Regions from separate parts of the Homo sapiens genome. Here region 2 is linked to region 1. A link is a loop called in an ENCODE intact Hi-C map of the cell type or tissue named here. Cell type or tissue: Caco-2. All regions are shown on one strand. Each heading gives the region's core, and the rest is flanking DNA. Links, peaks and the distances in the headings are about the cores only.

Region 1 (4,398 bases), core at 97-4,096:
GTGTTTATCTGGTTTTCTCCTCAGATGACTAATACCCTCGCTCTGGACATGATTCTCATACTAGTGTGGCTCAGAATCACATTCATTTAAGAATCCATCACCATGTAACATTGCTTGTACCAGACTTTCCATCAAACCAATTTCCTAAGTTTTTTCATGATGCTGGGGGTCTCCCATCTTCTATTTAGGTGATTGTATATATTTTTTTTATCTAAGTGCTGCAATTAAGTTTATTTCTATTACATTTCATCTTATTATTTTTATCCCATCTTTCTAGCCTGTCAAGATGGTTTTGAAATGCTTTTTATAATCCATCATATTAAACCATCCCTCTCAGCTTCGTGACATTTGCAAACTTAATAAACATGCTACTTGTGTCTTTCTCCAAGGCATTAATAGAGATGTTGAAAAGGACATGAGCAAACAGAACACCCCACTTTCGGCTTCAAGTTATATTTCTCTTCCTTGAAGATTTCTTGAGAGACCATTAAATTTGTTGCTGAAAGATAAAGTCTATGACATCACTCGGCTGGTAAAAGATGGATGGATATGAGGGATGAAAGATGGACATAACTATGTCTAGTGAGATTTCTCCTTTGTGAACCTTTGCTGATTGCTAGTGATTCTGAATTCCTTCTAGAAGCATTCAGAATTATGTAAGAATCCGTTCTAAAAGTTTGCTGTTGGTTGGCAGTGATCACACTACTATTTCTTGAATATATATCCTCCATCCCCTTTATAAAGATCACACTTGTCCTTGATTAGGTAGCCTTTCTTTCATCCTTTTTCTGTGTCCCTTTTTGAGGAGTGCTCATCAAAGAGCTCAGTGTGAAGTCATTTTAGGTATTTAGAGCCATCTTCTTCTCTTTCTTTTATAGAATCAGTTTCTGAGTAGCAGAAACTGATCCTATAAAAGTAAAGCAACAACTTTGGAGCATGAAACTCCAGGGGGTTTCAAAACCTGGCCGGAGTACATATCAGTTGCAAGTTCAATACTGTATGTCTGTACAGATGGATTTTTACACAACTGGGGAATGCAAATGGGTTGTCTCTCACTGAAGTATATGTTGTTTTCAAAGAGACATTTAAGCATATTCCTGCCCCTGTGAAATGATCAAATATCAAAGGAGTATTGGCTTGAAGGGGTGGCCAGTGATTAGCTTCTCAAGCACTTACATGTCTTCTTGGGGTCTTCACTGAGACTCCTTCAATTTTATTAACAGAATTTTAGCTTCAGAGTAGCAAGAACCTCGTCCTTGCTTCCTCACCATTCTGGAAGGTGCAGGTGTCATCAGGAAGCAAAGCATAGGTCTTAGGTCACAAATCACGCTTTTCAAATCTCAGCGTCACCGCTGACTCGCTGAGTAGCTTGAAGCCTGTGGTTTTCAACTGGGGTGGTAATTTTTCCCTCCTGGGGAACATTTAGCAATGTTAGAAGACATTTTTGGTTGTCACAACTTGGGGTGCTACTTATATCTAGTGGGTAAAGGCCAGGGAGAATGCTAAACATTCTGCAATGAACAAGACAGCCCCATAATAAAGAATTTTCTGATCCAAAATGTCAATAGTTCTGCTGTTGGGAAACCCCACTTTAAGAAGAAAACTTAATAGTTTTGAGCCTTAGCTCCTTATTCTATACAACGAGGGTAACAATGGTCTGTGGTGTTGTGAGAAACGCAGACAGTATTGTACTTACAGCATATAGCATAATAACCGGCATGTAGCTAGCATCAAAAATGGTAATTATTTATGTATTAGGCATTGTGTTGTGTATGTCTTAAGACGTTATTAGCTTAATATTAAAAGAGTAGTTCATTTACTCCACAAGTATTTTTTGAGCCCTTTCTGTATACTAGGCACTGATCAGCCTGCTGTAAATAGATTAGTTTCAAAAAAAGTCTCTGCCTTCTGCCCTCAGGGAGTTAACAACCTGCAAGTAGGCATTTGTGTTCCCCATTTTGCAAAGGAGAGAACCTAGGCTCTGAGAGGTTCAACTAAGAAAGCAACATGGTCAAGATTTCAATGCTAACAGAGGTAGAACTGGATTCCAGTCTAACAAGCTCTGCCTGATTCCGAAGTCCACATTCTTTCTACTTCATGATCGTCAGATGCCTACTTTTAGGCTGTGAGATATGTGAGGATTGCAGCTCTCACCTCTGTGCGAATCTTACTGATTCTGTTAGGATGATCATCCATACCCTTTCACCCTGCAGTATACGTCTACAATGATATCTTTCTGTTTCCTTCCCCTTTTACTCTTTATTAATTCAACAAATATTTATTGAGCACTTGCTCCTTGTTAGTATATGGTGGAACTATGAGATGCTTTCTTGGTCTGCAGGGAGGTCACAGGCTTGTAGGGATGAGAGATAATCTCCACTAGAAGTCAGTGCACCAAGGACCCATTGCTGGAGCCCTAACTACTCTCACCTGCATAACACCATTTCCATCTTGGAATTGTGGACCTCCTTACAGGTATTTATGTGTACTTTCTGTAACTCACTGCCACATGCACAGTTACCTAGTTTGTGTATGCAGCAACATTTTTCTTGGGTGTACAAAAAATACAGGGTGTAACCTTCATGTATCTGAGGCTCATGGTACACTTTTAGCTTTGCACAGATTGATGTCAAGGTACATTCTTAGTTGTAGAAAATGTGGCCTTTATGATGTTATTTGTTCACGACCTTGAAGGTCCATGCCATACAGTATATTGGAATTGTGCTGAAATGTGAACTAGTTACATGACCTGGAAAACAGAGGAACCAGAGAATATTACTCATAGTGACAGAACCTAGAAATCATCCAACATTCCCATCAAAATTTGACTTTGCAGGTTCCACAAAGTAATAAAAAGTCTATTATTTTCGGGTATGTTTATAGTTGATGTTACTTTACGAATATCATAGTGTAGTATCTTTAGGAACATCACCATATCATAGTGTAGCGTTTGTTTTGATGGAATCATATGGTTCTGAAGGAGCACTTAACATTTTAAAGTATTCTCAACTGAACCGTGGGAGTACCTCTGGTAGAAAGCGGGTACTCACCAAAGTCTCAGATCCATGACTCATGAATGCCAAGGCCCTACTCCACTAAACAGCCACTTTTTGTTGCTAACTGATGGCATCGCTCAACTTTCAAATACATCCCTCTTCTGGAGCTTCACCATGAATGACAAGATTGTTTGACCCACTTAAGAGTCTGGACTGTCTTCAGAGAGACCTCGCTTCCAAACTCTGCTTTGCCAGTATTAGTTGAGTAACTTTTGTCAAATTGACCTTCTTCTGCTTCAGTTTTCTCATCTGCAAAATGAGGTTCATAATCAGGGATCTCATTTCATTGGATTGTTGTGACGTTTGTTTCTTATATTTACACGTGTAACATGTGATGTCACAAAGTCTCTTCTTGTTCACAGAACATAAAAGTGGTGATAAGATCTGTAAAAATACATCAACTATAGAAAGTGTTGGAGAAAATTCAGATAAGGACATCAGGGTGAGGTAATCCAAAGCTAGATTTGAGACTGTGCCTGAGTGCTGTTTTCAGGATGCAAAGGATTAAGCAGAAGCTATTTAATTATCTTTCATATCGTACAATATCTAAGGCTCAGTGATCAATACATGTTAGCCCTCTTTTGTTTTCCAGTTCCACCCTTTGATTTATCACTTGCCACTCCCCACTGTCTTGTTCACCAGGTGTGTGGTCTTGGGCTTCATGCACACACCTGCTTTCCCCCTCTCTTCTGGATGCCTCCCTCTCCAGCCGGACTGGTGTGTTCCTGGTTCTAAACCCAGGAATCCTTTTTGTTCTTGACCACTTCCTGGCACAAGATATAGGCTTTATCCCTTACCTGGACAGCCTCAGCATTTATCACCTGCCCAATCTTTCCTCTCTGTCTTTCTCTTTGCATTCTAGATTAACTGCCACAGGGATTACAGCACAGTAAAGAGCTCCCTTGGTGTCTGATTGCCTGAGTTCAAATTTTGGTTCTGCCACTGATTAGCCAGGTGGCCCGGTTATTTAATCTCTTCATGGTTCAGTTTTCTCATCTAAAAAGTGGAGATCATAATCTTAACTACCTCATACAATTGTGACGAAGATTGAATGGGCTAATATCTGTCAAGTGCTTAAACTGGAGCCTGGCCTACAGTAAATCTTACATAAGTGCACATTATTATTATTATTATTATTATTAAGACAGAGTCTCCCTCTGTCGCCCAGGCTGGGGTGCAGTGGCGTGATCTCGGCTCACTGTAAGCTCCGCCTCCCGGGTTCACGCCATTCTCCTGCCTCAGCCTCCCAAGTAGCTGGGACTACAGACGCCCACCACCACGCCCGTCTAATTTTTTTAAATTTTTTTGTAGAGACGGGGTTTCACCGTGTTAGCCAGGATGG
Region 2 (4,398 bases), core at 128-4,127, 210 kb before region 1:
AATGGAACATGCTGGCGTGGGGAGAACGGACCCCAGGCACTGACCCGGGGCCTGACCGCCTCCTCTTCCCACCCCCAGCTTTGTCTCTCACTGGGAGGGGGCTTGTGCGCATGCGTGTTGGCACCTCAGCCTGCACACTGAAGCTTCTAGGGCTGACCACACTTTCCCTTCCCATAAACCTTCACGCCTTGCTACCCTTTGGGTGATATGCTCAGGTCCTGGAAGCTGGCTTAGGACTGCTTGGGCAGGGAATTCCAGAGTTCCAGGAAGCTGGAGTGTGATCTAGGGGGATTGGTGAGGCATGGGCATGTTCCCTGATCTCTTCCTACTCCTTGCCTGGTGGGGAGATGACACCCGCGGCAGGGTGGGAAGGGAGGGGCTCTCCAAAGCGCAAGGCTAGGGAAAGGCCCCACTTCTGCAGCTTGAAAGTCAGTATGGTGGCCAGGCGCGGTGGCTCACCCCTGTAATGCCAGCACTTTGGGAGGCCGAGGTGGGCGGATCACAAGGTCAGGAGATTGAGACCATCCTGGCTAAGACGGTGAAATCCCGTCTCTACTAAAAATACAAAAAATTAGCTAGGCGTGGTGGCGGGTGCCTGTAGTCCCAGCTACTTGGGAGGCTGAGGCTGGAGAATGACGTGCACCCGGGAGGCGGAGCTTGCATTGAGCGGAGATGGCGCCACTGCACTCCAGCCTGGGCGACAGACTGAGACTCTGTCTCAAAAAAAAAAAAAAAAAAAAAAAAAAAAAGTCAGTATGGGCAGGAAGTCCTGGCTCTAAGCATATGATCAATTTCCGAGTTGCTTTCCAGAAAGATTAGACCAGTTTACCTGCCCATTTATTGAAGGGCTCCAGGTATCAAGAGAGTTTCCAGTGGTCTACTAGACACGTGACCTTGGGCAAGTTAAGCATCCTCTTCAGGACTCAGTTTCCCCATCTGTAAAACAACTTCTTTCTAGCTCTAACCTTCTCTGGCTCTCTGAAACCAAGCCCTGTGCTTTAGCCGTTCATGGCCTGAGTTTCTTAAACCTCCTTTAGTGTGTGGATGGGGGTCCCCCAGTGCTCTTATCCAAACACATATAGGTGCACACCATGGCTTGTCAGAATAACTTTCTACCAGACCAGGAGCTGGCACCCGGAACTACGCAGGTTTTCTTCCAGCTTCGGCAATCCATAACAATTTAAGAAAAACAGAGGCAGTTTGCTTGCAACAAGGGCAACTTTGCGTCCTCCTTTTAATTTTTCCTCTCCTTTAGCCATCTGTAATGAATATACGGCTATAAAACAAGGCAGTCACACCCTCTCTGGTTCCAGGAGCACTAAATCCTTAGCGCCTCTGTGGTTATCTAGAAGATTTTATTGCATTTCACTGCAAAGAGCTGCCCCATGTTTATCCTTTGCTTCACCTACCATTTTTATAACATAAAGGAGAGATTTATGTTCAAATCCGGGAACATTTTTAGCTGACTTGGAGCTACATATGTAGTGCTTTGTAAAGAAAGACTTTTAGTTTCCTGAAGATGGCACTGTAATTTTACTTCTGTTCACACATTTCATCACATATGGAAATTTACATTCTGCCTAGTATGTGTGCACAGAGATTCATTAAAGTGAAAAATATCTGATAATAACTGTGCACCAACAGAAATGCATATCATGGAGATGTAAAATTTATTATAAAAAATGTAGAAAGGGAACTCATGATCAAAAGTGAAAGTTAATGGCTTTGGCTTATAAGATGTTGTTTTTTGACACCCTCTTCCTAAAGGACACAGAGATGGATTCTGTAGAGATAAACTAAAGTTAAAATTAATCAAGTGATCAGAAAATAACCTAAGGAAACCCATTTTGCTATGTTTTCAGTTCTCTTGTCTGCCACCTTAATATCATTTAGGCAAAGTCTGAATCAAATAAGTGATTTAATCAATGAGTATTTACGGTGTATTAATTCTCAGACATAGTGACTGAAATCTCAGTTGAACCTGAATGTCCTGATAATCTCTGCCCAGGAAGAGTGGGTGACTCTTCCCAAAAGGACCACATCCTACCTCTCCAAAGACTCATATGACAACCCAAAGATCTGCCAGCCTGCCTTCAGACTTTGGTGGAGTTGTGATACTTAGGCTGCAAATTCCAGGGACAGAACTGACCCCTGTTCCAGTGGAAAACAGAGTGGCTGGTGGCTTTGAGCAGCTGGGTGCTTTGGAGCCTGCCCTCAACTCTCTCACGCCAGGTGCGGTGGGAGCCTGCCAGAGCCCAGCCTCCATCCTCCACCAAAAAAGACCTCATGCCTGTGAAAGAAAGTGCCCTTTCCCAGTAATTTTCAAACTTATCTAGGTGACAGAACAACTTGCAAGTTTTGAGCTCCTTGGACAGGGGAGAAGAACATCATCATACCAATATATTAAAACTAATGTAATTAGAGGAGTTTGTGCTTAAATGAGATAATATCTTGTCCTACATTGCAAAATAGAGAATGCAATGGTTATTTTCTGTGTCAATTTGACTGGGCTAAGGAATGCCCAGAGAGCCAGTAAAATACTGCTTCTGGGTGTGTCTGTGAGGGTGTTTCTGGAAGAGATCAGTGTTTGAATTGGTAGGCTGAGTACAGAAGGTCAACTCTTACCAATGCAGGTGGGCACCATTCTATCCACCGAGGGCCTAACTAGAACAAAAAGCGGAGGGGGAGTGCACTTTCTCCCTGCTGAGCTGAGACGTTCATTTTCTCCTTCCCTTAGACATCCCCACTCCTGGTTGCTGGGCCTGCAAACTCCTTCAAAACTTAGACCATTGGCTCCCCCGGTTCTCAGGCCTGCGGGTTTGGACTGGAACTTCACCACTGGCTGTCCTGGGTGCAAATGGCAGATTAGGGGACTTCTCAGCTTCTGTAATCACGTGAACCAGTCCTTGTAATAAATCTCTTTCTATATATCTCTCTCTATACCATTGGTCCTGTTTCTCCAGAGAACCCAGACTAATACACACTCTTTTACAGCAGTGTTATTTCTGCTTCACTAATGAGGCAACGGAGGCTCCCAGGAGCGGTTCCGTGGCTGGCACTCAGTGCTTTACTGTGGCTGGTGTGATCCCAAGGGACAAAGCTGCTGTCAGCCGCTTGCACCAGGCACAGGGCACGGGACCTGGATAGTGGGTGCTGTCTACACATGACTCCCCACGTGCACGCTCACAGTGCCGTCCCCCCAGCAGGCTTCATCTCTCAATGTGAGCCCTGGTGGGCACTGGAGTCTTCTCATGTATTTTGGCATCCTCCAGCAGGCTAGCAAAATGCTTTTTAACTCAAGAAATATTCAAAAAACGATTCTTGAATTGGGTTGAAGGAACTCATTTTGCACTCTGTGAACAAGCAAGATATGACAGCTGGCCTCCTAGGTGACACTGCATGCCAGGACCTGTTCTAGATTTCCTCAGAACTTTGCCTGGTACACAATCCTGAGATAACATTATCAGAACGAAAGGGAGGGATGGAAGAAAGGCTGGCTATACTCCCAGGACCAGGACCAGGAGGAGGCAAGGGGGAGCCAGGGCCAACACCCAAGGAGGAGGCGCCGGCCCTCAGGCGCCGCCTCTGCACTAGTACGACCCTGAGCTCCAGCGCCTCCCTGGATTGGTGCCCTAGGCCCTGGTTTTGCCTGCCACCCCCTGGTCCTGGCCCTGGCTATATCCAGAGTGACACAGGGATGGAGAAGACCGTTGCAAAGCATGGCCTGAGTGTGTATTCCCTGAATGTTCCCTCACATCTCCTGAGTGTGTGTTCCCTTCCGACAGCTGAGGATCACTTCCGCAGGCCTCTCCCAGGCTCTGCGGTGAACCTCTCCCCGGCCTCCAGCTTCTGGGTGGTGCGCAGGGCAGGTGTGTAATCACCCCAAGGTGATGATTTGGCTCAAGTCTTCTTGAAGTATTCCAAATGCCCCTCCCTTACCCCATCAACAGCACCAAGCACTTTCCTAGAATGTTGCTCCAGAGCAATTGCCCTTGCTTCCACTTCTCTAAAGAACCATTACATGTGAAGCTGCTGGAAGGCAGCCACACCCTTCATGCAAGTGAATCTTGGAAAGGATGTCAAGAGGAATATGTGAATTGCAGGCTTCAAAAGTTAAGCAGGGTTGAGTGTGGTGGCTCACGCCTGTAATCCCAGTACTTTGGGAGGCCGAGGTGGGTGGATCACATGAGGTCAGGAGTTTGAGACCAGCCTGGCCAACATGGTGAAACTCTGTCTCTGCTAAAAATACAAACATTAGCTGGGCGTGGTGGTGGGCGCCTGTAATCTCAGCTACTTGGGAGGCTGAGGCAGGAGAATTGCTTAAGTCCAGGAGATGGAGGTTGCAGTGAGCCGAGATCCTGCCATTGCACGCCAGCCTGGGCAACAAGAGCAAAACTC

What was found. Hi-C counts contacts between places; a loop is a spot of excess contacts. Peaks named below come from ENCODE experiments on the same cell type or tissue, not always from the same donor. Only the 100,000 strongest peaks of a DNase experiment are listed, where the experiment ranks them.
Region 2: a loop joins it to region 1, with 7 times the contacts of the local background. A loop is called at or near these places in 34 of 110 quality-filtered maps.

Annotation. Positions count from the first base shown.
Region 1 is chr7:148,268,454-148,272,851 of GRCh38, reverse strand. All of the region lies in intron 21 of CNTNAP2 (contactin associated protein 2), which reads right to left. Among named protein-coding and RNA genes, the nearest start is that of C7orf33, 320 kb to the left of the region's middle. In Caco-2, for the core only: no CTCF peak of the experiment used is centred there; a DNase peak (open chromatin) is centred at 2,091.
Region 2 is chr7:148,482,850-148,487,247 of GRCh38, reverse strand. No RefSeq gene overlaps it. Among named protein-coding and RNA genes, the nearest start is that of C7orf33, 110 kb to the left of the region's middle. In Caco-2, for the core only: no CTCF peak of the experiment used is centred there; no DNase peak of the experiment used is centred there.